7 separate regions of the Mus musculus genome follow, and all the other regions are linked to region 2. Evidence: chromatin loops called from intact Hi-C (ENCODE). Cell type or tissue: heart. All regions are shown on one strand. Region 1 has its middle 18 kb from the start of Dmrt3. Region 2 holds the start of Cbwd1 (COBW domain containing 1). Region 3 has its middle 9.1 kb from the start of Gm26207. Region 4 overlaps Dock8 (dedicator of cytokinesis 8). Region 5 overlaps Dock8 (dedicator of cytokinesis 8). Region 6 overlaps Kank1 (KN motif and ankyrin repeat domains 1). Region 7 overlaps Dock8 (dedicator of cytokinesis 8).

Region 1 (4,000 bases), 670 kb after region 2:
CCCCTTCCATCCCCTTCATCCCCTTCCATCCCCCTCCATCTTCCTCCACCCCCTCCACCCCCTCCATCCCCTCCATCCCCCTCCATCCCCCTCCATCCCCTCCATCCCCCTCCATCCCCTTCCATCCCCTTCATCCCCTTCCATCCCCCTCCATCTTCCTCCACCCCCTCCATCCCCCTCCATCCCCCTCTATCCTCTTTCATCCCCCTCCACCCCTCCACCCCTCCATCCTCTTTCATCCCCTCCATCCCCCTCCATCCCCCTCCATCCCCTTCCATCCCCTTCCATCCCCCTCCATCTTCCTCCATCCCCTCCATCCCCCTCCACCCCCCTCCATCCCCCTCCATCCCCCTCCATCCTCCTCCATCCCCTCCATCCCCCTCCATCCCCCTCCATCCCCCTCCATCCCCTCCATCCCCTCCATCTTCCTCCACCCCCTCCATCCCCCTCCATCCTCTTTCATCCCCCTCCACCCCCCTCCATCCTCTTTCATCCCCCTCCATCCCCCTCCATCCCCTCCATCCCCTCCATCCCCCTCCATCTCCCTCCATCTCCCTCTATTCCCTTCCATCCCCCTCCATCCTCTTTCATCCCCTCCACCCCCTCCACCCCCTCCATCCCCTCCACCCCCTCCATCCCCTCCACCCCCTCAATCCCCCTCCATCTCCCTCTATTCCCTTCCATCCTCCTCCATCCTCTTTGGCCCCCTGCCTCCCTCACCGTCCGTCCTTTCTCGAGTCTTGATAATTATCCTAGTCCTATGCTCAAATTCTCCATTGCTCTGTATCAGTGTCCCGAGTGATGGGTCTCACAGGTATCTAACACCATACCAGAGGAAGGAGCCTTTCTCTGCTTTGCACAAAGATGCATCAACACCTAGTATCTTTCTAGGGAAAGATGAGAAGAAAGACAGAGTAAATGAATTGGGAGGCGGCATCATCCTGACCACTGGACCAACCAGAACCTTCCTTGTCCACGTTGCCAGTCTATCCTGAAGGGCTGAACTGGAAGACCTCTGAGAAAATAGGACGTGGTTCCAGATCGCTTAGTGTTTAACTTACAAAAACAGAAACAAAAAACAAAACCAAACCAAACCACCCTCACTCGGTGGAGTTGAGAGGAAAAGTAGACAGCCAGATTTGTTGAGAACCCACTACTTGCATCTGTTAGCTTGGCTATCCATGTTGTTTTCCTTTTGAGGTGCTGGAGGTGGGTTGGAGGACCTGTTGCATGCTAGGCCAGGCTAGCCCTCCTTTCTGACCTTAGTTTCTCTCCAACGATGTTTTTTATCAGTTCAGGTTCCCAGTGAGTGAACTGGACCGATGTTCTTCAGGGCTGCTGGAACAGTGTGGGAAGTCACAGGAGGGTGGCTGCCAACGCCATCAGCAGACTGTTTCTACTGTCTTCTGTCTTTGAAGGGGCTCATCGGTATTTCCCATACAGTAGTGTCTATAATCACAATTTACTGTACGTTCCGGGTCTTCCAGAAACACTTGTGTCTAAGGTGGCTTACTCCTGAAAAATACTTTATTATATTTAGAGTCTTGAAAATTAGAGGCATGGTTTGCATACTGCTGTTCACACCCACAGGGGAAGTCTTATTAGCCCAACAGCAATTTATCCAAATTAGTATCTCAAAGTGCTCTCTAGATAGCACTGTTTCGAAACATCGGATAATCTGAGTTCATCCCAAATGCAAATTAATTAATTAGAAACCACTTTCCCTCAGAAACTGCATTTCTCAAAAGTGGCATGGTATTATGGGATATAGGAGTAAGGGCTTAGAGAACACCTCCCAGTGTTAGCCACTGTTCTAAGTGACTTCGCCTAGTCCTCTTGGGGATCTCGCAAGGCTGGTCAGGATTGCTCTTCCCATTTGATAGAAAGCAAAGAAATAATTTGCCTAAGCTCAGCTACCTAAGTGTGGTAGTGCTCTTCCAACTCAGTTGTGGGTCTCCGTCTAACCAGGTTGTTTTCTCTTGGGTTGAGGAAAACCTCTAGCAATGAAGGCAATAACAGCCAGGCTGTTGAGAGTGGTGGCTCAGAGATTGATGGCAGCAGAATCCTGGAGTTAAGAGCAACCAGAACCCTGCCTGGTCCATCTTGTAGGACACCACAGCGTTGAAAGGCTGGCCATGGTCACTCTTACTGTTTCCCATTGCTCTGCTGCCCCCTAGGGGTCAGTGGCAGGAATGAAACTGGGTATTCGTTAGTATTCCTTTGGTCAAACAAGGAAGGCCTACGTCAGTTCATAGGAATAGAATACGAACTCTTTATTCATTGTCTTCAAATTCAAGGAACTCTCCGTCGGGACACTTGCGACTGAGGCCATGGCGGCACATCTCCAGCCCACAGGCGGCACTGAAGAGCAGTATCCTGGAGTGACTTGGGGTAGACTGGATGGATTGGATCTCCCTGAAGTGCTCCGATGTGTCCGCTCACAATCTATATCCGAGATCTCCCATAAGCCTTCTCACTTAAAGCTCCAAGAGAGGACAACCCCTTCCTCTCAGGACCCCCAGTTGTAAAGAGAGCCACTGAAGTCTAGTCCCACCAGAGAATAGCCTTAGGAAACCCAGGCCAGCCTTTCAGCGAGGAAAGAAGTGACAAACTTCTAGTCCTAACATTTGAGAGTCTGCTGCTCATCTTTAAAGTGCATAACTGGCTGGAGAGATGGCTCAGTGGTTAAGAGTGCTTGATTGATCTTCCAGAGGTCCCGAGTTCAATTCCCAGGAACTTGATTGGTGGCTCACAATCCCTTATAATAGGATATATAGCATCCTATTATATATATGATTGCCTCTTCGGGTGTGTCTGAAGTCAGAGGCACACATATACATAAAATACATGAATAAATAAAGTGTACACCTAGAAGAACAGGCTAGTCTTTCAGGTTAGCTCACGTGAGTATATCCAAATTGCTGTGATCTCCTGAGACAGGAGTTACAGGCAGTTGTGAGTTGCCACATGGGTGCTAGGAATAGAATCCTGTTCTCCGGAAGAGTACCCAGTGCTATGAACCACTGGGCCATCTCTCCAGCCCCTGTAGGTCAGGGTTAGCTGTGTTTCTATTTGCTGATTTTGGTCAACCTTCCCAGAGAGGCCTGTCCTGTGACCTGTTTCTGTTATCTTACCCACAGTCACAGAGCACAAGGAAACAAAGCCAGCAAGAGTCTGGCTAGATGGTCCCAAGGCCTGATTTATCTCTTGGTTGTGTTTTGCTTAACCAATGTGAAGTTTTGTTTCATTCTCAAACAACTGCTAGCATTTACACATGGGCAAACCTCGACTATGTGCGATATTACGTCTCTGCTGGGAAGCATGGGAAACATGGATGCAGGAAACCAGACTGGCTGTACCTTTCCCCACTCGTGCCTGGCTCCTGTCACCGAATTAAATCAGACATATCTGGAAAACTGGACTCTCTGGAGGAATGGTTTGGGGGGCTGAAATCCCTGGCTGTCCTAGAGCCTGAGGCGGGGCTGTACCCTCCCCCTTCATTTGCCTCTTGGAGAGCTACCCTTCCCTTTGATGCCCCATTTTCTCCTCTACAAGGAGGGCACAACCATCCAAATATCAAATCTGTTTTATTTTTTGCCTCCGTGGGTCCAAAGCTTTGAAAGGTCTTGCCTGGATAGAAAATGAGACTCTTGAACCTGCCCCTGAGATGCCTGAGAGGCCTGAATGCTAACTTGCGGTTCTGAGTATCTCAGAAACCAGGATCAATTCATAAACACACGGAAGAGACCTTCAGGGTCCTCACTGCTGCCTTCAGAACCATTAGGAGAGGGAAGAAGGAGACATGAGGAAGCCTGTTTCAGAGACGTACGTTCGTAACAATTCCAAAATGTCCGTAGTTCTGCACATATTTCAGACCCCTATAAAATCTGCCACCCTGATGGCAGCTCTCTAGGCAGTGAGACAGGATTCTGCTTCCCTCTTGAGGCTGCTGACATCTCTGGCTATGGCTTCCCTGGCAGCAGGCAAGAACTTGAAAGGT
Region 2 (4,000 bases):
TCCAGAGTGTTGGACATGTTAAGTATGGAAATGCCTGTAAGACATTAAACTAAAAACTATACAGAAGTGAATCTGAAGGATGGAAGCCAGAGAAATAGGTTGAAAAACAACGAAAATGTGGAGGCTAGTGGAACAGTGTTCCCGGTATATCAAAATTTAAAAAAAGACACAGGAGGCCAGCTGTCCCCTAGGTTCAGTCAGGAACAAGGAGGTTGGTGGAGTTAGTCCTGATCTCAGAGCTTCAGGCCATTACCTGTATTGTCCCTTTCATCTATCAGTAAGCCAAATGCAGAAAGGCCAAGGGCCAACTCTGAAGTATGTTCTTTGGACCAGGAAATTTGCTCTGATTCTATAGAATAGCATCTGAATCCAAAACGTTATTCCTTTATAAAAATGAAGCCCAAGTAAAATCTAGAATATCCTTGGTCTGACTCTAGAAGGGGAAAAACAAACAAACAAACAAACAAACAAACAAAACCTGGTGGTGTGGAGACAACAGTGATTTCTTTGTTGTATCTAAAGGGTGCACCGAGATTCAACTTGTCTGTTGCAACACACAGGAATGAGAGTACCACTTGATTCATATTTTTTCCACAATTTTTATTTGTCCACATTTTCAGCCACTTACTTGTTGTTGCTGTTAACTGTAATGCTTTAAAAGGATATCTAGACATTTCCAACAAAAAATAAGCACGTGGACTGATCTTCAGAAAACTGCACCGTGTTTCACAAATCTGTGTTTTCCAAGGACCACACCCCCGAGGTGCACCCTCAAGACCCCCAGCTTAGGAAAGTTCCCAAAACAAAGGTCTTACTCTAAATCAATCTCTTAACAGTGCTTTCCAAGCGGACCTCAAAAGGGGAGGGCACAGTTTAGGACTTGTCACTAATGGCTGGAAGAGTTTGGTTCCTGTGAAATGGAATCCACTAAGCAAGGTGTCAGGCAATCTACAGTCGGCATCTTTGTTTTCTTTTTCTTTCTTTTTTTTTTTTTTTCCTTGACCAGGGCATCCTTTAATAACAATAGACCATTTGGCTTTGTTTTGCTTTGGTTTTTTGTTTTTCTGTTTTTTAATGAGAAAACTCAGATGACTTTATTATTTCTACTCTAAACTGAGGGGAGATGAGCTTCACAAATGAAAGACAACTTAATCAAGAGACCATAACATTAGGTGAGTCTGAGTTTCAAAACTACCTTTGAAAATGCTAGAAGAGAGGCCCCAGCCCCTACCTCGAAGATTCGTCCTCGGCCAGGAGGCCCGGGTGCCTGAGGAGACACGGCAGCCCCCCTTAATTACCTAAGTACCCGGTGACAATTGTGACTGGAATCTTAGTGATGAAGTCAAGATTTTCCTCTTCTTGGTTCTTGGTCTCAATGGGGACCAATTCAGGACAATCCTCCGCGTACTCTTCTTCCGCCTCCACAGTTTTCACAGCAGGTAACATGCCGCCAGCAGGACACCAGTGACTCCAGAACTAAAGAGCTGCCGCCAGTCGCGTTTCCGCGACAGGATTCAGTCGGCGCGGGGCTGATGATGTCACCACAACGCGTCGCGGAGCAGGCCTCTGAGGAACCAGCCCGCCCTCCAGCTACGCCACTATTCAAACTAGACACGCCTTCCCGGGGGAGGCACGCCCCTACGCAGAGATAGATACACCCCCACGCACAGTGGACACGCCCCTTATAGAGAGGGACACACCCCCCGGGTGTGAAGCACGCTCTAGGGGCGTGCCCTCTGCCCGTGGGCCAAACTGCACTTTGCTGTTAGGACGCTAGGAGCTCCCTTGCCTCGAAGCTGTAGTGGGCTCCAGCTGTTAGCCACTGTCTGTTGCTTGGGCTGAGGCAACACCTATTAGGCTTGGGCAGCTTCACCACAGGACAGACATTTTTCAAGTTGCCATTTTTTTTTTATTCTCATGAAGTCCATCTCTTTCATTCACAAGGAAAAGAGTAATTGTGAAGTCATGCTATATATTATAATTATTCTACAATGATAATTATGTATTATAGCTATCTCATCTTTTACAATGTAATAGTTTTATTTATTTTTCTTTCTCCTTTACTTGGACATAAGGTAAACTCAGATCAATAATTGTATTTATTGGTTCATAATATTCTCATTAGTCTCTGGACTCCTTTGTGTGTGTTTATAGTGGATTCCTTGATAGTACCCTAACCCAAAAACATTAAATTGCATCTCTTCTACCCCAGCCTAGAATACTAACTATAATCATGAATCTTCTTGGGAATACTGAACATTCCTTTATGTGTTTGTTATGGTTTGTCCTTATACACACGCACATAAATAACATTGACCATTGTTTGTTTTTCAATTTCATAAAAAAGAGTACCATTCAATGTATACTCTCTTGGGGTTTGCTGGATTTCCAGCTTCACTACTGAATTTCCTGTCAATTGTTTTCAGGTGTTGCTGTTTTGTTTCATTTTGAGACAGTCATACATTTTCCCAACAATGTAAGAGATCATATTGGTGTAATGTCAATATTAGCAGACATGAATTTTTTTCCCAATTAAATACAAAATAGTACCTCAATGTGATCATCAGTTGTATTTCTTTGGATTTGAACAAAACTGAGCATCTTTTTATGTGTTTTGACCATGTTTAATTTCAGGCTTTAAGAGGGGCTAGCAAGCATTGCTCTGTGGGCATCAGATCCCATTACAGATGGCTGTGAACGACCATATGGTTGCTGGGAATTGAACTCAGGACCTCTAGAAGAGCAGTCAGTGCTCTTAAATGCTGAGCTCTCTCTCCAGCCCCTCAAAATGAGGTTTTAATAAGTTATATACATTGGGTGTTCAATGTACTCTAAACACCCATCAACTGATAGACAAACAAAATGCCACATATCCAGACTGGAAAAATTAATTGGTGAAAAACAGGTACAAAGTACTGGCTACCTGCTACCAGATAAGCATATCTCAAAGATGTGCTAAAAATAAATCCATTCATAAAAACTATACATTATGCAAGTCCATTAATATAGAAGAATGTCCATGACAGGCAAATCTAGAGATACAGAAAACAGCTTAGTGACTCCTAAGGACTAGGGGTTTAATAGTCCCTGCTAGTGGGCACCATGTATTTTTATGGTAATAAAAATGTTCTAAATGTGATTATCATTATGGTAAAAAGAACTCTGAATCCACTGGAAAACATTGACTTGTGCACATTAGATTAGTTAATGTTATATTGAGTTTTATCCCTTAACTACTATTTTAGGTAAAGGCAATCATGTGCTCAGATGCTAGGCCAGTTTTTTTGTTGTTTTTTGTTTTTCCCCAGAGAATTGATAATTTTAGCAGTTTAAAGTTCTAACCTCAGGTGCAAACATAAGACTTATAACTTGGTAAAATTGTTCCTTTAGTCTTTTTGCATATCTCTTTCCAATAAAATAATTATCCATTGAATCTATGGAGTTGTCATTTTCTTTTCTCACTTTAGTCACTGAGCAGAATTTCAGAAAAGCAAGGGCTTTTTCCTCCTCTTTTCTTCTTTCCTTCTTTCCTTCTTTCTTTCTTTCTTTCTTTCTTTCTTTCTTTCTTTCTTTCTTTCTTTCTTTCTCTCTCTCTCTCTCTCTCTCTTCCTTTCTCTTTTTTTCTTTCTTTTTGCTTTGTTTATATTTAAATTTGTTCACTTTACATGGCTGTCCCTCCTCCCGCTCACGCCTCCCACAATCCTTCCCCCATCCCTCCTCCCCTTCTCCTTTGAGAGAGAGGTAAAGCCCTTCCCGCCTCCTCCCCGCCCCCCCCCCCCCCACCTCCCCGGGTATCTCCCTAACCCTGCACATTGCCTCTGCAGGGTTTAGGTACTTCTTCTCCTACTGAGGCCAGGCAGGGCAGCCCAGCTAGTAGAACATATCCCAGAGACAGGCAACAGCTTTTGGGATAGCCCCTGTTCCAGTTGTTCAAGACCCACGTGATGACCAAGCTGCACATGGAAGAGTGGGCCTTGGTCCAGCCTGTGTATACTCTTCT
Region 3 (4,000 bases), 480 kb after region 2:
ATCTGCTTCAGGGAGCAAGTCAAGAGCAGGCAGCTCTGTAGGCACGTGGGGTCGTTGTCCTCAGTGTAGCTGGCATAAGTGATCATGAGGTTTTCTTGTCTGCATCCAAATGGACTTCTCATCCCCTGTGCCTGGTTATAAGGGGTCTCGTCTAGGAACATCCTTTTCTCAAAAATCAAAATGACTATCTACCTAAGAATGCCTGTAATAGATGCAAGTCTGTAGATCAATATACATACGTCGTTCAAGTGAAATGCATCCGTCTAGGGCTGACAGTACTCCTCCCAAGTGCTATAGCCTACTTAACAAAAATCCCAACACCAGGCATGAGAAGCCTTCCTTTGAGTTTGTTGGTCTGGGTTATCTAAGAGACTCCGAAAACATTATTTCTGGTGTCTTTGGTTGCCCTTCAGAGGGGAAGTACAGAAAGTCCCTACTGCTGAAGACACCAGGATACAGGACCCATAGGATTCACGCTAGATCTGATCTGCAAGCCTCCTTTCTAGGGACGAGCTTTTCATGGCCAGAAGCAACTTCCAAGCTTTCAAAGGAAGGAAGGAATCGGTAGTCCTAGCCGGCTCTGATGACTGTAAACAGTGTGGCACAAAAGCCCCCACAGTACAGTAGTGGCGCACTTGCCATTAACCAACAGCTCTCTAATTAGGTGTTAGGCCTGTTCAACAAGAAGGAAATCATGCCTCGTACTGGAAACCTAGCCAACTATTGGGGCGGAGGTTGGGGGGTAGTGGGGAGTGGGGGAGCTGTGCTACTGAAATCATGGATTTTGGAGGAGAACCTAAACCATCACTCTATTAAACCAGCACAGCCTGTAACTACATTTTAAATTTTCTCATTATACCCACAGGAAAGTGTAGTTCTTTACCCTTCATCAAGGAAACTTCTCCTTATGACTAAGACTATTACAGAAGACCACAACTATTGAAATGCAGAATGAAGAATGAAGCCCATTCCCAACTAATAGATCTACAACATGATACCTGTATCTGAGGTTCAGGGATCAATACAGAAGAGGGTACAGAAAGATTGCACAAACACCAGAAGTTCAAGAAGTTTGCTGTGAGATTATGTCTGCTGGAGATGTCAGAGGAGCTACGCACGTGATGTCTCACCAACATGGTGGCCTAAACGTGACCTGAACAGGGCTGCACCAAAAGAGATGCTAACGTGGAAGAGGGAAAGCCAGGGAGGCCCCAGCCCTAGACAAAGAGCTCCAGGCAACTAAAGAATGTTCTTCTTCCCCAGGGAAAACCACATCAATTCGTGTCCAATACCAAATGTTCAGCCCTGGAAACACATATAGACAAATAACATTATACAGATGAAACAGGCTGTGTTTGTATTTAAGAGCACACACACACACCATCAACAATAATGAAAGAAAAGAGGCTATGAATCGGAAAGAGCGTAGGGGGCATACATGATGAGAATGTTTGCTGGAGTTGAAAGAGAAAGGGAAATAACGCCATTATAAGCTCAAAAAAATTTTTTTTAATAATTTAAAAAATAAGAAACACCTCTCCCAGGGCTGGAGAGATGACTCAGTGGTTAAGAGCACTGACTGCTCTTCCGAAGGTCCTGAGTTCAATTCCCAGCGACCACATGGTGGCTCACAACCATCTGTAATGAGATCTGATGCCCTCTTCTGGGGTGTGTGAAGACAGCTACAGTGTATTTAAATATAAATAAATAAATCTTAAAAAAAGAAAAAAGAAAAAAAAAAACACCTCTCCCCACAAAAGAATCAAAACAGCAAGAAGCAGAGGCAGCCTCCTTTGATGGGCTAATAGGAGGGTGCCTGGAACAGAGCATAGTATGGAACCTATCCATCGAGGGGAGTCTGCATGAGGCTCAAGGTAAGTGTCAAGGTAGCAGGCCACATTTCTGAAAAATAATTTGATAAGAAATAAGGAAATAGAGAGGAGGGGACACAGATTTCATCCTTATTTGAGAAAAAGAAAGGCAACTATTGAATCAACAACTACCATAAAATAAGACACTGAATTAAAACAACCCCCAGGAGACATTAAGCCAAGAAAATGTTTACCCAGTTAAATCAACTAAGTAGACTTTGTTCAATAGATAAACCGAGTCAACACCATGGTCCCTCTACAAGGAGACTTGAAAAACTATGTGTCCTCAGGTTCCACTCAGTCTCCGAAAAAATCATACTTCCAAACCAGACCAATTTGTTCCTCGACGAGTCCTGACCCATTGGCTCCCCCTAGTGGCCAGTTATGAACACACTCACACTCTAGCCATTCTAAGGAGTTTTTCAAGCAGGATGTAGACTTTATAAAAGCAGTACACATTTGCAATCTTAGGTTGTACTGCACAGAGTAATAGCATCACTTCATAAAGATTTACCTGTGTATGGATTGTGGGTAACGAAGTAAAATCCAGTCGTCATGGTGAGCAGAATAGAAGTTTAAAATGGCCGGGCGTGGTGGCGCACGCCTTTGATCCCTCGGGAGGCGGAGGCAGACGGATTTCTGAGTTCGAGGCCAACCTGGTCTACAAAGTGAGTTCCAGGACAGCCAGGGATATACAGAGAAACCCTGTCTCGAAAAGAAGAAGAGGAAGAAGAAGAAGAAAGAAGAAGAAGAAAGAAGAAGAAGAAGAAGAAAGAAGAAGAAGAAGAAAGAAGAAGAAGAAGAAGAAGAAGAAGAAGAAGAAGAAGAAGAAGAAGAAGAAGAAGAAGAAGAAGAAGAAGAAGAAGAAGAAGAAGAAGAAGAAGAAGAAGAAGAAGAAGAAGAAGAAGAAGAAGAAAGGAATATTTGCGAAACCAGATAGAGAACACAGGTTTGTGGGTGGGGAGAAATGCCAAAGCAGGAGGAGGGCCAATCCCTGGCCACGGAGGGGACTAAGGAGACCACCAACCAGTCACACAGAAAAAGAAAAGAAAGACTGAGTTGCAGCGTCGACGGTGCCTGGGCCAAAAGCAGCTAGCGTTTGCAAGGACGGGCAGAAGTGCTGTGGGAACAGGACACAGGGCTGGGGAGTTTGCCCTGAGCTGTGTCAGGAAGGAAATGATGGGCATGAGGCTGGTGGAGGAACAGCTTCTGCTTCCCTCCCGGCAGGCCAGAGCTGGGTAGGATGGGGGTGGGAGGTGGGGTCACTGCCTTGTGGCTTCCTCTGGAAACTCATAGTTGCAGCCTTGTTCCTCTCTGTTTTCAGGACTTGCTTTTTCCTCCGTGGCTAAAGTCCTAGGGACTGAACCCAGACTGTCACTGCTGCGGGGCAAATGACCCACCAATGAGCTATATCCCTATCCCTGGTTGCTTTTTTTTTTGTTTTGTTTTTACAGTGGTAACATATACCTAATGCAAAGCTTGCCATTTTAACCATCCATAATGTTAATTCTGTGACATTATGCACATCCCAGTGTCCTGTCACCATTATCTCTATTTCCAGCACGTTGTCATCACCCTGCACACACACACATGATATGTGCCCTCATATGACTGCTCTGATACATTCTAGATTCTAATTAATTAGAGACATAATTAATCCTTGGCCTGCCTCCTTCTGTCCCCATGAGAAGCTACTGAGTGATCTTGCCTTGACACCATTTATTTCATATTCTGCTCATTTCGGTGATAGAAACGACAAAAGTTCCTAAATAATATTCAGATATACAATACTCTGCCTATGAACATGTTATACACACCAGCTCTCTTTCTCCTCACCGTAAACCTAGGAGGCAGCTGTGCACCATCATTGCCCCCTTTGTGTAAGATTCCAGGCAGCTCTGGTGCCCTGTGTCTTCCTTCACCCCAGGGCCAGGAAAAGACAGCAAGCTGAGCTATACCTGACTCATACAATCAACTCGGTCCTGTGACCACATGGGCTTAGGAAGTAGCCCACTCTGACTGTAAAGCCCAAATGACTACTGGACAGTGAAATCCTCTAGCCTCATGTGACTGCCCTGAAAGATTCTAGATCCTACTACTTAATTAGAGACATCAGGTCTGATTCTGGG
Region 4 (4,000 bases), 160 kb after region 2:
CAGAGGATTTTACGCCTGTTCTGTGTTGCTAATGCATAATTTTTATAAATGACTAAGGCTTTGATAGAATATATCTATCTAATATAATTCTATTTACAAAATGATGATAGGGACACTTTTTAAAAAAGATTTATTCATTTTATGTATATGAGTACACTGTAGCTGTACAGATGGTTGTGAGCTATCATGTGGTTGCTAGGAATTGAACTCAGGACCTCTGTTCACTCTGGCCCAGCTGGCTCCAGCCCATATATTTATTATTATATGTAAGTACACTGTAGCTGTCTTCAGAAACACCAGAAGAGGGCATTAGATCTCATTATGGATGGTTGTGAGCCACCATGTGGTTGCTGGGAATTGAACTCAGGACCTTTGGAAGAGCAATACAATGCTCTTAACCACTGAGCCATCTCTCCAGCCCCGATAGGGACACTTTTATAATGTTAAATAAAGAAGAGTATTTTCTCACTTGGTCTGAAATCCAGAGGGCCAGAAACAAAGCCCCAACTCTCTATGGTCATCTTGTCATCTGCCAACCAAAGGAAGAATGGTATATTCAATCCTGTCAGTAAAGTGAGTCACAGGACTGGCTATCTAACCTCATTTACACATCACAGGGAAGGAGGGACATCCCTGTGGGTTTCACTCTGACCTGATAACCAGACTCCTCTAGGGGCTTCCTGTGAACCTTGGCCAAGCTTGTCGAGGAGACTAAGTGGGTGATGTTGTAAAGCCTTAGCACAGTCCACTGATGAGGCAGCCACATGCCAGGCCTGTTGTTGAGGCTGAGATCATACTCAGAATCTCGTCCTCTTCAGACTGACTTGTGTTTCTTTATCATGTAGGGAAAGTCCTTTCTGTGTAACAAAGCCTTGACGGTTTCATGTAGGTGGAATGTTTCTCATAGTATCAGCATGGCCGCAAGGCCTTAATGGCCAAGGGGCAGGATAAAGTGAAATAAAAAGCCCCACAGCATGCAAGGCACATGGGAGCAGAGGGTCGGCAGGCAGCAGGGGCTCCGTCTCGCACCCAGGGACTCATCCTTTTGCCGAGAGTGACCTGCCTACACCGTGCATCTGATACAGGTCTCCTGACTTTTACGAAGAAGTGAAAATTAAGCTCCCTGCCAAGCTCACAGTGAATCATCACCTCCTCTTCACCTTCTACCACATCAGCTGTCAGCAGAAGCAAGGGGCCTCCGGAGAAAGCCTTCTGGGGTACTCGGTGAGTCGCTGTCAGCGAGCTGCTTCCCCCTGCGGTTGCTGGTGCGCACCAGCCAGGGTCTCTGCAGAGGCCGTGTGCAGTCTGCTCACTTGCTTCTCTCCTGGGGCTGCCAAATACGTGGTGCATATTACAGCAGAGAGTAGAAACAGCTTTACCTAGAGAGTGCCAGGCTCCTCCCATGGAAAGCTGGTGGGTGGTAAATCTCTAAAGAGCATTTAAGAAATGAAGCATTACAATATCTGTTATTTCCAAATTTAATGTAAGTGCTTCACATGTAGAATTAGCTCTTCAGAGGGGGGGGTGGGAGTTTTTTTTTTTTTCTTTAAAAACCATGTAAGGTAAATAAATGAACATTGGTAATCAGACAGGAGCTGGCAGTGGCCATAAAGAAAAAATGCTACTCCGTGGGCCCAGAAAGCGGCAAATCATTGGCCTTACCATCTCAGAAATGCTCAGGGAATTTACAACTCAGGGAACGGGACGCAAACCGCTGCCAGGAGACCCGGTCAATATCTAATCATTGTTTAGTTTTGTTTGCTGGCTGTGAGCTAGATAAATCTCCCGAGTTTCGTGCAGCCGTAAAGCCCTCTCTGCTCTTGACACCATCTGTTTCAGTGGCTGCCGATTCTGTTAAACGAACGTCTTCAAACCGGATCCTACTGTCTGCCTGTTGCCTTGGAAAAACTACCACCCAACTACTCCATACATTCTGCTGAGGTAACCAGCGCTGCCTGGCAGCTGCTTCCGTCCTGCTGTGGTCTGGGGTTCCTTTCCCACACCCACTTCCCATTCCCCAGGATGTTACTCGCTGGGTTCTCCAGGGCTGTCATCTCCAAGCACGCTGTGTTTTTCTGAGAGCATGTTGTTCCGACAGGATGGGAGGAATATCTTGCTCATTTAGACGTCACCACACCAGAATGTTCTGTAGGTGCAACGTGCACCTGTGCTGCATGGAGTTAGCTGCGCTGCACAGGGTTAGGGTTCTGTAGATGGGGAGGCAGGGTGACCCCACTTGTGACAGACACCGTACTTGTCAAGAATTCTTTCAGAATGTTTCCAGGCCTGTACCAGCAGGTTCCTCTTGTGGTCACAGCCAGATGGATGGACTGTAAAGATGCCAATGCCAGAGCCAGTGCCCTTCCTGACCTGGCTGTTCTGGCTTTTGCAGGCTGTAGCAATACCCCAGTCTAAAGATAGTCGGTCCCATGGCTCCTAGCTCCGTATCACATTTCTCCACCCGTTAGCAGAGGTCTACATCAATGAGTAGTGTTTTTAAGCAGATCATCTTACTCATAAATATTTTATCATGCATCTTGAAGATATGACTCTTTCTATCACAATACAATCCGAGGACCTTTATATTTAATGTAATCTTGAATATCAAACTATCTCCATTCCATGACCACCTTTCTAGTTCCCCACCAGGAATCATGTTTTTATGCTCATCTGAATTGGGGCTCAGATCACTCATCGCTCTTCCTTGAATTCTGTTGGGTTTTAAGTTGAAGAAATTTCCAGGACCTTGAGTTTAGATAGACCCTTCATGGTCTTTCTCCCCTGCCATTTTCTGATACCCTCAGGTTGGCCCTTTCCCTTTGTTCCCTAAAGCTGTTCCCCTTGACACCACAGGCTAGCTTAAGGATGGAGACATTCCGGCTCATCTTTATGTCCTAGTCATACAGTGTCTCACAGTACCCCTCACAACAGCTTTTGCAGAGCCAAGCAAGGTGGTGTGTGCTGTAATCCCAGTCTGAGTGAAGTTGGGGCAGGAAGATCACTGAGTGTACGACCTAGTGAGCCATTGTTAAAAAAACAAGAACAAACAAGAAGACGTACACACACACACACACACAGCTGATTTTCAATTTTTAAGCTCCACCTTCCAATTTAAAAGAACTCCTGTATTGTGTTGTGTGGTGTTTTGTTTTGTTTTGTTTTCAAAAGCATGGATAAAACCTGAGTTTGTGTTGTTGCTTTGTTGAATTTTTTAAAATGTTTTTTAAGACAGGGACTTAAAATATATATAGCCTAGGCTGTCCACAAATTCACCAAGTAGCCAAGAACGACTGTGAACTCCCCTGATCCCCCTGCCTCTGCCTCTCTACAAGTATGCACCACCACGCCAATCCCAACCTGAGCTTTAAGGCGAATCCAAATCCCAAATAACAACTGTATGAGTGTGGTCACACTGCTGGCATGTAATGAGTGTGGTCACACCGCTGGCATGTAATGAGTGTGGTCACACCGCTGGCATGTAATGAGTGTGGTCACACCGCTGGCATGTAATGAGTGTGGTCCCACCGCTGGCATGTAATGAGTGTGGTCACACCACTGGCATGTAATGAGTGTGGTCACACCACTGGCATGTAATGAGTGTAGTCACACCGCTGGCATGTAATGAGTGTGGTCACACCGCTGGCATAATGAGTGTAGTCACACCGCTGGCATGTAATGAGTGTGGTCACACTGCTGGCATAATGAGTGTAGTCACACCGCTGGCATGTAGTGAGTGTGGTCACACCGCTGGCATGTAGTACAAAGCCCATGATAAAATGTTTATCCTCTGATTCTCAAGGGTAAAAGGAAGTCCACATCCGACTCTAAAGTGCAGTGAGCATTAACTGAGCTGGTTCTTATCCAGCAGGAAATAGCGTTAAAGTAAATAGTAGCTTCTTTTTCCTACCTATAGACTCACCCTCAGCCCTCCCCTCCCCATTGCTGTTCCCTGTCAAATACAGCAGAAGCAAGTGGCTAGCGAGCTCTTGAATGGGCTAGT
Region 5 (4,000 bases), 170 kb after region 2:
CTGGAGCAGGGGTAGGGATGGGGATGGAGATGGAGATGGGGATAGGGGCAGGTATCAGCAGGGTACCACGTCAGACCACTGCCACTGGATTAAAGGCTCAGTTTTGGTTTTCAGAGTAAAACTTGTATACGTGCTGAAATTAAAAGTTTGTAGATGCTTTGCCCTCTCTTCCTTCCTCCCTCCCTCTTTTTTATGTTGTACTTACTATGTCTGCCTAGTTGGTAACTTCTCAGTGATTACCCCACTGCCAATTTGTGATCCACTTGAGGGTCTGCTTTAAAAGACGGCGAACTGTCAACTGTAAGATTCTAGAATAACAGCAAGGAAAACACAACCTATGCCACATCAGTGACACCATTGAAAGTTCTTAAACTTTTCATCACATAAAATAGTCTTCATTCCCCTGAACTATGTTAATAATAATCCATTTTGGTATTCTTCTTAGTTATTTACGTAGACCATAAACCACAATGCCTGGGTAGCCCGGTATATAAAAATATCATCAGTAGACTTTTTTTTTATTACGTATTTTCCTCAATTACATTTCCAATGCTAGCCCAAAAGTCCCCCATACCCCCCCGCACTCCCCTACCCACCCATTCCCACTTTTTGGCCCTGGCATTCCCCTGTACTGGGGCATATAAAGTTTGCGTGTCCAATGGGCCTCTCTTTCCAGTGATGGCCGACTAGGCCATCTTTTGATACATATGCAGCTAGAGACAAGAGCTCCAGGGTACTGGTTAGTCCATAATGTTGTTCCACCTATAGGGTTGCAGATCCCTTTAGCTCCTTGGGTACTTTCTCTAGATCCTCCATTGGGGGCCCTGTGATCCATCCAATAGCTGACTGTGAGCATCCACTTCTGTGTTTGCTAGGCCCCGGCCTAGTCTCACAAGAGACAGCTATATCAGGGTCCTTTCAGCAAATGCTTGCTAGTATATGCAATGGTGTCATCATTTGGAGGCTAATTATGGAATGGATCCCTGGATATGGCAGTCTCTAGATGGTCCATCCTATTGTCTCAGCTCCAAACTTTGTAACTCCATCAGTAGACTTTTAAAAATTCCACATCCAAATAAATTTGGCACCTTTTAAGTCTCTGCAGTCATAATTTACATAAATCTGTAGTTCCAATCCAATTTTTAAACCAGAGTTGGACTTCCTTTGAAATATTGCATCTGCCTGTCCTCAAAAGATGACTCTGGGTGACTCAATTCTGAACAACTTTCCTCCAAAACTTACAAGACTTGTGTCATTCAAATATTGAGCACACAAAAATATTTGTGTTTCTCGTTTTCCTTGAGAATTCAGAAACTCTGGCAATTGGTGACAGACTAGTACCAAGTGTATGCCTCCAGTCCCCCCACAGCCCTCCCCACTACCCTCCACCTCACACCCTGCCCCTCCGAGCTGCAGAATACTCAAGGCCCCATCTTAGGTTCACATTTCCCCACCATTCCTCCCTTAGTCAGTCTTTCTTGAGCTCCGTAACTGACTCTGTCCTGTCTGTTGACATGTCTCTGGCTGCTGGGGTACAGGTGGCCCCACCACCGTAGTCCCCGACCCCCGATACCACACATATGGACGCACATCTGCCGCTGCAGTGAGTTCAAAGCTGATGCAGGCCCGTGTGATGAGCAGCAGCAACCCAGACCTGACTGGGTCACACTGTGCAGCCGATGAGGAAGTTAAGAACATCATGTCTTCAAAGGTAGGGATGGGGGTGGGGAGGGGGCACATGTACTCTTGTTTTGCTTCTTAGCTGATGTCTACTGTATGCACTTCTAGGTACAGCTTGATATTTTGATATGTAAGTATTTTGTATGTTGATCAGGTCAGGGTACTTAGGATGTTTAGCACCACATACATCCATCTTTCCTTGGTGGTTAGAATGCTAACATACTCTTTTTATAGAGATTTTGAAGTATTTGAGAAAGAGTTTTGACCATTGATGTTTTGGTGTAGTACCGTATTAAAACACGGTGGGGCACTGTTCTCATATTTTTTTCCTGCTTTCTTAGCACACTAAAGGAACTGTTGGTACCTGAATCTTTTTGGCGTTGTTTTAACTTGGGGTTCTTTTAAGACGGGGTTTCTTTGTGTAAACCTGACTCTCCTGGAACTTGCTCTGTAGACCAGGTTTGGCCTTCAACTCAGAGATCCACCAGCTTCTGCCTCCTGTGTGCTGGGATTACAGTCATGTGCCACCACTGCCTGGTTCTTTTAGGTGTCTTGACATAGTGTCTCACTCTGTAACCCAGATTAGCCTAGAATTTAGTAGGTAACTCAGACCAACCTTGAACTCACGGATATTCTCCTGACTCAGCCTCCCGAGTGCTAAGTTTACAGTTGTGAGCCACCATGCCTAGCTAGGTACTCAGTTGCCCTCCATCGACTTTGCCAAATACTTTCATAAAACACTTATTTAACTTGCATGTAGAAGCATTTCTGCATGTATGCATGTATGTACACTATGAGCATACCGTGTGCCAGAAGATACCAGCAAAGGTGTCGGTTGTGAGCCATTGTGTGAGTGCTGAGAACCAAACCCGGGTCCTCTGCAAGAACGGCAAGTGCTTTTGAGCATCACTTCAGCTCTCTACCTCTGTCGGGTGCTTTGATGGTACTTTTCCAGAACGGAACTATTAGTGTGGGGTGGTTATTTTGTGTCTTGTCTGTTTGTTTAATTGTCCATATTCATTGTACATGCGATGGTTTTATAGTTTCAAGTAGACCGAGTACGTTTACCCTCACCCCTCAATGCCCTTCACTGGTCCCCTTCCCTTCTGCTTTCATTTTGTATGCATTTAATGGACTCAAGTGTCCCTATACAACGTGTGCACCACAAACCAGAGAACGCATGCAATATTTGTCTACGTCTGGCTTGCTTCACTTAACATGATGGTCTCCCAGTATGCCCATTTCCTAGCAAACAGCATAACCTTGCTCTCTGTGACTGAATAACACTCCGTTGTGTGTATAAAATATCTTCTCTACCTCTTTATTTGCTGATAGACACTTAAGATCTTTCCATAGCGTGACTACTGTGAATAGTGATGCAATAATATGGATGTGCACATGTCTCTCCAGTGTGTGACTGATAGCCTTTCAGGTACCTAGCCACATATGGTTGGCTGGGTCAGAGGGTAGTGCTATTTGCAGTGCCTGAGCACCCACCATACTGATTTCTATAAGGATTGGACAATTTACGTTCCCAACAAGGAGTCTGTCCACCTTCACTAGCACTTTATTACAACTATTCTCTTTTCCGTCTTTATTAATTATTTGAGAATTTTAGGCAGGCCCTTTCATGATATTCACACCAACTCTTCCAAGATCTATCTCTCTGCCCACACCAAACTTCATGCCCTTACTTTCTGGTGGTTGTTGTTGTTGTTGTTGTTTTCTTTAATAACCCACAGAGTCAAATTTGTGCAGCCTAGATAGATAGATAGATAGATAGATAGATAGATAGATAGATAGATAATATTATGTATTATATATTACATATATAATACACACACTCATGGCCCAGGGTCATCCACTGGAGTGTGGTTGACCTACCCGAGGCCACTCCCAGAAAGAAAACTAACTCTTGCCCCCAAAGCCAGCAGCTGTCCATAGCTCCTCATAGAGGAACTCATGAACCACACCCTTCCTATAACGATGGCTCTCCTCAGTGAGGGTGAGATATAATCAGTGGCTGTTTCATTAATGCTTTTATTTTCCTCTTTTTTTTTTCTGGTGGGGGAGGATCTGCTGTCCTTACTCTATATATGATATTCAGTTTTCCCAGCCCCACCTAAAGAGGTTGTGTTTATCCAGTATGTTTCAGGCTGGCCTTGAACTCCTGACCTACCTGCCTCCACTTCAAGAGTATCGGAGTTGCCTTTTCCTGCTGGCTAAAGATCCCACATATGTTTCACGTGTTTCTTGGCCAACTATTCTTCATCTTTTGAGAACCATCTGTTCTCTTTATTGCCTGAGTAGTTCCATTCTT
Region 6 (4,000 bases), 370 kb after region 2:
TGAACAATGTTTCCCTGAGTCTGGGGTTGTTTGTTTGTTTGTTTGTTTTGTTTTGCTTTTGTCTTTTTGTTTTTTTGAGAATTGGGATAGAAGACAGCAGGCAGCAGGCAGTACTACTTTAAAGTGAGTTGGATGGCCATTAGTGTGCCATGCCCATCTCTGAGATAGTGGAATGACCCTGACTCTGGTAAATGTCAGAACTTCAGATGTATGCTATGTGATGCTGTGAACTCAGAATCATTCATGGTGATCAACACCAAGTTCACTTAACACAGAATTGGGGTGTAAATGTGCATCAGGGAATTTAAAAAAACAACCAAGTCCATTGTTCACTGTGTGTGTGTGTGTGTGTGGTGTGTGTTTTCTTTAACCCAGCCATGTCTTGTCTTGGTGCCTCTGAAAGGGAACAGAAGTCACGTTGAGGTCATTCATTCATCAGCAATGGAAGGTTCTGTTGCGTTGCTGTGCTCGGCTATGTGCTGGTGTTGGATCCTCTATCTGCTCCTAGGTTATCCCCATCATAGTACTTAGCAGATCCCAGGTTATCCCCATCATAGATACTTAGCAGATCCTAGGTTATCCCCATCATAGTACTTAGCAGATCCTAGGTTATCCCCATCATAGTACTTAGCAGATCCTAGGTTATCCCTATCATAGTACTTAGCAGATCCTAGGTTATCCCCATCATAGTACTTAGCAGATCCCAGGTTATCCCCATCATAGTACTTAGCAGATCCTAGATTATCCCCATCATAGTACTTAGCAGATCCTAGGTTATCCCCATCATAGATACTTAGTATCTGGTTGAGAGAATCATCCTTCCATGCCAGTCTGTGAGCATGCGCCATGTGTGAGCCATGCATGACATCTGTGCGGTGGGGTGACACAAAGAAGAAATACAGCAGGTGATGGGAGGAACAAGAAAACCGCTGTCACAGAAGGCTTTGGGGCCAGTAGCTTTGTTCCCTCTGAACAAGTAGCCGGAAGGAGGGCAAATGTGGGAAGACTGTACTTCCCACCCCAAGAAGGAAGTGATCCCAAGGTCTGTGCTTGGCGTATGCAAGGTCTGGCTGCTGAAAAGTCTAACAGATTTCATCAAGAAATATCCTGCTATGTAAAATAGTGTTCTATATCCTGGGGAGCATATGTACTCCATATGTGTAATAAAATGACGTGAGGAGAAAGATTTCAGAGACCAGAGAGATGGCACAGTACTTAAGAGCCCTTGTGCTCCTGCAGAGGATCCACATTCAGTCCCAGCACATACATTGTAGCTTACAACTCTCTCAGTTCTGGGGATCCAACACCCTCTTCTGGCCTCCTTCAGCCCCAGGCACATAGTCATGCAGGCAAATCCATACATATACACTGAAAATCAATCAATCGATAAAATAAAGCCCTTCAATGGAGGCTTCTCTTGCTTGCTGAGCGCTTGATTTTTCTCCTGACTCTGTTTCTATGAAGGATGCTTAATTAAATTCTGAGTGAGGGGAGGAAGAGAACCTTCAATGTACGTATGGATCCCACAAGCCTTTCTCCTCAACCCTTCAGCTGACGGGAGCCAACATGATCCACACCATGGTAGAATCGTGGGTCTAAAAGCAGCAGCATAAGGGCTGGAGAGATGGCTAAGCTGTTAGGAATACCTCTTTTGGGGGAGTCCCAAGCACTTACCACAGCTCATGAGTAACTGCCTATAAAGCCAGTTCCAGGGGGATAGATGCCCTCTTGTGGCCCCTGTGGATACTGCACCCATATGTACAAACCCACATAGATAAAACTTAAAAACTTAAATTTTTCTCTTTTGAAAAGTATCCTACTCAGAAGGTTTTTGTTTTTAAAGCAGTATATACTAGTGGTACTGGAGGAAGAGGGGATCAGGAGAAAAATGAGGTAGGGAAGAGTTCCTCTCCTCTTTCCTATGGACAAGCAGCTTAGTCCAGAAAGCCACTGTGTCTAGAATGGCATGAAAATGTCTAAGAAGGCAGTTGTCTGGAGAGAACTATTCTCTTTGGATGAGCAATGACAAGCACGGGCAGGAGAGTGACTTGGGGGAGCTACATACACCATGGCGAAGGGGAACTCTGGGCTCATGCTGACACATGGTCCTGTGTTCTGAGTCCCTTAAAAGATGTGATTTTTTTTTTAAGGTAGAAGCCAGTGCTCTTATACATCAACTGCAGCTAATGAGAGTCAAGTTAGCAAGCGCCTTAATGCTTGTTCGTGTACTCATCAGAACTGTATGAAGGACCTACTGGGTGCCTGATGCTGTTTTTCTGTGGAGATAGCAGACAGAGAGGGAAGGGAAAAGAAATTAAGAGGAAGAGGGAGTGTTTGGGAAAATAGCAACATTCATCTTGTTCGCAGGGAGACTGTGTTTGGTAAGGTTTGGATGAGATGATGCTGGCTATAAAGTTAGTGTAAAAGCTAGGAGGGGCTGAGTAAGTTAGCTCACTCGGATCTTTAAGTGTTTTATATTCGGGGGGATGGCTGGCACTCAACTTTGTATTTTATTAGTTTTTGGGGGCCATCCTTTAATATACAGGCTCAGTATAGTGAGTGCGCACACGCGCATACACACCACACACACCCCCGTTTCTTTGCACGCTGTTGGGTAGTTTAGGACAGCCTTGAGATTACCTTTGTCTGTCCTCAGCCCCTCCTGAATGGGTGACTGTGCTTGCGCAGTGCAGACCCTGCTGGCGCTCTCCTGTCCTGGGCTTGCTGACTCTTGTGCAGAGTCCTGCTTTCCATACTGACCCCACACCAGCTGCATGTATATGTCGTGTGCTTTGCCCCAAGCTAGGAGAGCCGGACTGTCAGCTCGCCCAGCCCAGAGGTGGAGTTCCAGAAAGATTTTTCTCTCAGATCTGGGAGGCCTGAAGATACTGTGGTGGAGGAGAGGTTACAGAGCAACTCGGCAAAGGTGCCTAGGAGAGAGCCAGGAGGATGTGTGGAGTTCAGTTGATCCAAAGAGTGGTTCTCAGCCTTCCTAATGCTGTGAGCCTTTACTACAGTTCTTTTGTGGTGACCTCCAGCCATAAAATTACCCTTGTTGTACTTCATAGCTGTAATTTTACTAATGTTATGAATTGTAAATATTTACTATACAGGATATCTAATATGCCACACCTATGAAAGGGTCATGCGATCTCCAAAGGGGTCACAACCCACAGGTAGAGAACTGCGGATCTAGAAGCACCCTAAAAAACAAACGAAACGAAACAAAACAATAAAACCTTCCTCCTCCTGTGCTTGTTGGAAATTTCTCTGTGTGATTATCCAGTACTGTGAACTCTTAGAAGGATGGGGTAAAACTTTCAAAATTATAACAAGTATGACGTTATGTGGAGCTGGGGAGTTGGTAGAGTGCCTGCTGTATAGTCATGAAGACTTGAGTTCCAATCTATAGCACCATGTTTTTAAAAAGAAAAAGCACCAGTCATGGTTGGGCATATTTGGCCAGGGTAGTATTGCAGATAATCAAAGCATACACACACACACACACACACACACACACACACACACACACACACACACTACTGTATGCACTCGTGCACACACAAAGAAACTTTATGTGATGTTTTTAATGACAGACCAATTCTTTTTAAGATTATTGATTTTATTTTATGTGTTTGAGTCTTTTGCCTGCATGCATATTTATGTGCACCACGTGTGAGCCTGCTGGAATGGAGCCCCTGGAACTGACATTACAGCCAGTTGTGAGCTGCCATGCAGGTGCTGGGAACTGAATCCAGACCATCTAGAGGAGCAACCAGTGCTCCTAACCACTGAGCCATTTCTCCAGCCCAACCGGTGTTTGTATATACTCTTAAGGACCTAAAAGACCTTTTAAAACATTCAGTTGGAGTTGGGTGTGGCGCCTCGTAGCTGTTATTCCAGCACTTGAGATGAAGAAGGAGAAGAATTATGAATTAGAGGCCAGCCCACGCTAGCCAGTGAGTCCAAGACCAGCCTGGGATACAAAGGAAGAACACGT
Region 7 (4,000 bases), 150 kb after region 2:
ACCAGACTTTTCCTTTTTAAAGACTAGACATTTGCCTAAGAATGCATTGGAACAACTCCTGGCATATTTTTCCTGATGCCCAACACAGCTGGCAATAGAGGTACCAGATGCCTCGTGGTAGGAGCAGAATAAAAATAATGTGAGTTGGGGCCCAGCCTGGGCAAGACCTTCAAGGCCATCTTATCAGGTGGCAGCCATGGGGGGGGGGGGTGTGCAGAGATCACAGGCTCAGAGTTTGTAATGAGCTTGTTAACTCCATGTCGACCTTTTAACTAGTGATTACACTAAAGCAAGCCACATAAAGTACGTTTTCATCTCTCGGCCCAGCCTCCGAAGAAGTCTTGTTTATCTAATTATTGGACTGCTTTGGAGGACTGTGCTTGCCGAGAACAAGGCTGTCAGTCGGAACACAATTGCTTTGATGGATAATTAGCTGTTTCCAGGCCTCCTCCTATTCAGCTGCGTGTTCTCAGACCAGAAAGCCTGATCTGGCCTAACAAGGAGGAGCCTCTGGTGCCCCTGTGATGTCTTGCTGGATTCTGTGAGGCTTGTGGCATAGCAGAGAAGAGAAAGGCTCGGGGTAGGTATAGGGCTGTTTCCAAATGATCATCAGGGAGCTGGAGTTTAGTGACTGTGATCGGTAGGAACCCAAAGTACTCAGAGGAACCGTCTGCGGCAGAGGGTTTGCCCTTGAGTGGGACTTGATTGTTTTTAATAAAATAGACTTTCAGTTTAAACCCAGTTATCGTTATTTCTAAAGTGGATCTTTTCAGTACCGGAAGGAAGTGTGGGCATGTCACACAATGTCTGGTCTCACTCTGGAGGGCCCTGCTCAGGAGCCCCAGGAACTGTGCTAGGTTCTCCACTATATGACGTCATCCAAAGGTCTGTTGTGACTTAGAGTGGCCCACCCCTTCATCCACTTGATTTGGGAAGCGATCCCAGTGTTCATCTAGATTTGCAGTCAAGTGCGTTTGTCAAAGAACACGTAGTAGTCTCTAAGCCTCACATCTCACGTGAGGGTGGTGCTTGCTCTCCGTGCTGTGGTGCGGCCCACTTGCCTGTGTGCTGACTCAGCATCATCACCAAGGAATCTTGGTCATATAAAAAAGCTTAGACCTCATTTCTTTAAATCTCCATAAATGTGCCTCTACTGAAATCTCTATCAAAAGCACCCTCCACTCTTCATTGTTCCATTAGTTGTTCGAGTTTTATTTCCTAAGGAATAGGTAACCTCATTCACAGGTTCCAAATATTAAAGGTACCGAAGGCAGAGTGAAAATTCCTTCTGCCACTCCTGACTTGCAGCCACTTCCAGTTCTCCTCGTTGGAAACAGCTCGTTTATGTATGTGGAGTGGCTCACTTATAAAAGCCCCGTGCCGCAAGCTGGTGCTTGCTATGCCTGCTGAAACTAAGCAGTGGGCTTCTAAGAGATTTACCAGAGAAACAGCAGTGAACAGAAGAGATGGACAGAGTGTATGCGCCATACCTCAGGCCGGCTGTGGACCAGTGGATTCAATTTTGCTTCTTTGCAGATGTGAACTGGACCTATGCACACGTTACAGAGCATGACCCCCACAAACTGTTCCTCCTGAGAAGCCGGGTGTGCAGGGCACTCTTTATGAACACACAGAACTCTCTCTTGCTTTTTCAGAGCTGTGCTTAATCTAACCATACGTTTTCCTGAGTGAATCTTGTGCTGAGGAAGGAACCTTTTTTGCTTTATAGTTATAATGGAATAGCTTAGCCTACACACTTCATGCTTGTCTAGTTATTGGACGGTTTTGTGCTTTTCACCCTTTGGAGAAGTGTTTAAGGAGGTCCACCTTAAGAGAGAACGGTTAGGCATTTGTTTTACTGGGCTTAGCAAGCAGTGGCCAGAACTCCCTAACAAACCATTTACTTCAGATGAGCAGTGGGGAAAAAAAAAAAAAAAAAAATCAAGCTGTTTGAAAAAGCCAAGAAATGGAAACAAAAATGCTTCCAGCTCAGGCCTCGTGCAAAAAAGGGACACAGAGCCCACATCCTGATGTCTGGCTCCCAAACTCAACAATAAACAATCCTCTTTTTTTCTAAGAATGGAAAAATTCAGAAGAGAGCCGACAACGTCCTTTACAGCCTTTTATTTTATTTTTATTCCTGAGCTATGATTTTAGTGCACCATTCAGCCACTTGAGGGCACAGTTCTCTCACTTCTGGACTCAGGCAAGCAGCTACCTTTTGCATTAGAAAACAGATACACTGTTTTGTTACAGAGGCCCACACATTTTATGGCTCATCTCTTAAACGCAAGACCAAGAAAAAATGAGAAGGACCCCAGCACTTCAGGAGGAGCTTCTGTTCCTTTTTTTTTTTTTTTTTTTTTTTTTGCAAAGGATTTTATTCTTACCACCAGCTCCATCTTCTTCCTCGGTATTTAGCGCTTTTTTGGGAAGGTGGAGTGGAAAGAGGCCAAGGTGTGCATCCCATGACACAGAGTGAAGTCTCCTTGGAGGGCGGTAGTTCACTATATAACCCACTCCTTTGGGGCAGTAGTGCCCTGTACAAACCTACACTTCTACCAACGCTCTCTGGTACAGGAAACTGAAGCAGAGCCAAGGATTAGGTGGGAGGTACAGGGGAGGCAGTGAGGAATGGTGCATGAAGACAGGCTATGTGCATAGTCGTTGGCTGTACAGTTCAGGCTTATGCTCATCTGGACCTACCATGCTTCAATTGCTGCTCCCTCCCGTTTGACTGTTCTAATTAAGTCTTGCTTTTTAATGTTATAGATGCTATTTTTACCCTATAGGTCCTATTTATAGAACGCAGCAAGAGGTTCACAAGACCCTCTTTTCAGATAGCCTCAGGTCAAGGCTCACTGGGGCAGAAGGTATGGGGAGGTAATTAGATGAAGGCAAATCCCGGCTTGTAGTTCACTATGATGCATGGTTTGTCTAGACTGGAGAGAACTCCCTGAAATCCAGGAGGCAGTCTTTGGTTTCTGTATTTTGATTAACCTTTGTCGTCATTGTTTCCAGACAGGGTCTCACTGATCTGCTCGGGTTGGCTCCAGACTTCTGGGCTGAAGTGACCCTCCTGCCTCTGCCTCCCAGGAAATAGGGAATCAATGCTCCTTTGTTTGTTTGTTTGTTTCAAAACTGGTCTTCAGCAGGGCTAACTCCTCTGATGGATCAGCCCTCAGGACTATTCCTCTTACTTCTTGTTCTGATGTAGGAGAGAATGGGGACCTTCTATCTTTAAGTGTTTTCATCCTCAGTTTCAACTCTCCTATCTACTGAGGTCCCCAAAAGTCAACATTCATTTACTCCTCTCTAGAGCAGAGGTATTTAACAGCTCTCCATGAATGGATGGATGCCCTGTGGTTTCAGGCCTCAAACAGCCTGACCTTGGACCCTCACAGCAGGAATCAGGGCTAACCAAGAGATGCTGTGTCAGGGTTTTCTGAGGGGAAGAGTGGATGTCGGTGGGAGAGGCAGACAAACACCACAGGTACAAATCCACATAACCAGGCCTGCAGGATCAAGCGGGAGGCCTGAATTCTGACAGCGTAGTAAGACAATGTGTTTTTACTTTTAGTTTTATTTTGGTGCTGGAGATGGAAGTTAAGGCCTCCCGCTGCTAAGCATACACTCTACAACTGAGCTATATACGCATCAGCCCCCACTTAAGAAACCATGGCTAACTGATTACACATATATTTTTAGATTGAAAAGTAAAATTATTTGCCCACTAGCTTAAAATACCAGAGAGATTATAAGGATGCAAGCGATGGGTCTATCCTACCTCTTTTACTTCATATTTTTGCTAAATAACTTCCAAGGTATGAGTTTAGATCTATGCAACTATTCGTGGAAATATAAATGGGATAGTTTAATTAGGATAAAATCAGAGGGCCTCAACGTATTGGTTCGCTGTGTTCTAAAGGATTTGTACCCTGAGGCTAATAGTTATGTTTAGTGGTGAGAAAATCCTGTGCATATTTCTCAGCTTTTCTTC

What was found. Hi-C counts contacts between places; a loop is a spot of excess contacts. Peaks named below come from ENCODE experiments on the same cell type or tissue, not always from the same donor. Only the 100,000 strongest peaks of a DNase experiment are listed, where the experiment ranks them.
Region 1: a loop joins it to region 2, with 2.8 times the contacts of the local background. A loop is called at or near these places in 12 of 42 quality-filtered maps.
Region 3: a loop joins it to region 2, with 4 times the contacts of the local background. A loop is called at or near these places in 16 of 42 quality-filtered maps.
Region 4: it touches region 2 in a loop (5-fold over the local background); 8 of 42 quality-filtered maps call a loop at or near these places.
Region 5: a loop joins it to region 2, with 2.7 times the contacts of the local background. A loop is called at or near these places in 7 of 42 quality-filtered maps.
Region 6: a loop joins it to region 2, with 8 times the contacts of the local background. A loop is called at or near these places in 28 of 42 quality-filtered maps.
Region 7: a loop joins it to region 2, with 2.7 times the contacts of the local background. A loop is called at or near these places in 13 of 42 quality-filtered maps.

The regions. Positions count from the first base shown.
Region 1 is chr19:25,626,535-25,630,534 of GRCm38, forward strand. No RefSeq gene overlaps it. Among named protein-coding and RNA genes, the nearest start is that of Dmrt3, 18 kb to the left of the region's middle. In heart, a CTCF peak has its summit at 2,185 (motif pointing left); no DNase peak of the experiment used is centred here; H3K27me3 peaks cover 3,780 bases.
Region 2 is chr19:24,960,086-24,964,085 of GRCm38, forward strand. It overlaps Cbwd1 (COBW domain containing 1), which reads right to left and starts at 1,531. Exons shown (of 15, transcript NM_146097.3): 1 at 1,299-1,531. The coding sequence starts at 1,446. In heart, a CTCF peak has its summit at 1,770; a DNase peak (open chromatin) is centred at 1,646; H3K4me3 peaks cover 1,368 bases; H3K27ac peaks cover 500 bases.
Region 3 is chr19:25,442,993-25,446,992 of GRCm38, forward strand. No RefSeq gene overlaps it. Among named protein-coding and RNA genes, the nearest start is that of Gm26207, 9.1 kb to the right of the region's middle. In heart, a CTCF peak has its summit at 2,254 (motif pointing left); a DNase peak (open chromatin) is centred at 2,269; H3K27ac peaks cover 322 bases.
Region 4 is chr19:25,121,301-25,125,300 of GRCm38, forward strand. It overlaps Dock8 (dedicator of cytokinesis 8), which reads left to right. Exons shown (of 48, transcript NM_028785.3): 17 at 1,086-1,224; 18 at 1,840-1,941. Among named protein-coding and RNA genes, the nearest start is that of Gm34235, 27 kb to the left of the region's middle. In heart, a CTCF peak has its summit at 2,408; a DNase peak (open chromatin) is centred at 1,991; H3K4me3 peaks cover 534 bases; H3K27ac peaks cover 259 bases.
Region 5 is chr19:25,130,526-25,134,525 of GRCm38, forward strand. Dock8 (dedicator of cytokinesis 8) reads left to right here. Exons shown (of 48, transcript NM_028785.3): 22 at 1,539-1,711. Among named protein-coding and RNA genes, the nearest start is that of Gm34186, 23 kb to the right of the region's middle. In heart, a CTCF peak has its summit at 1,967; no DNase peak of the experiment used is centred here.
Region 6 is chr19:25,332,858-25,336,857 of GRCm38, forward strand. The region is part of intron 3 of Kank1 (KN motif and ankyrin repeat domains 1); the gene reads left to right. Among named protein-coding and RNA genes, the nearest start is that of Gm52392, 66 kb to the right of the region's middle. In heart, a CTCF peak has its summit at 1,736 (motif pointing left); no DNase peak of the experiment used is centred here.
Region 7 is chr19:25,105,437-25,109,436 of GRCm38, forward strand. All of the region lies in intron 14 of Dock8 (dedicator of cytokinesis 8), which reads left to right. Among named protein-coding and RNA genes, the nearest start is that of Gm34235, 11 kb to the left of the region's middle. In heart, a CTCF peak has its summit at 2,157 (motif pointing right); no DNase peak of the experiment used is centred here.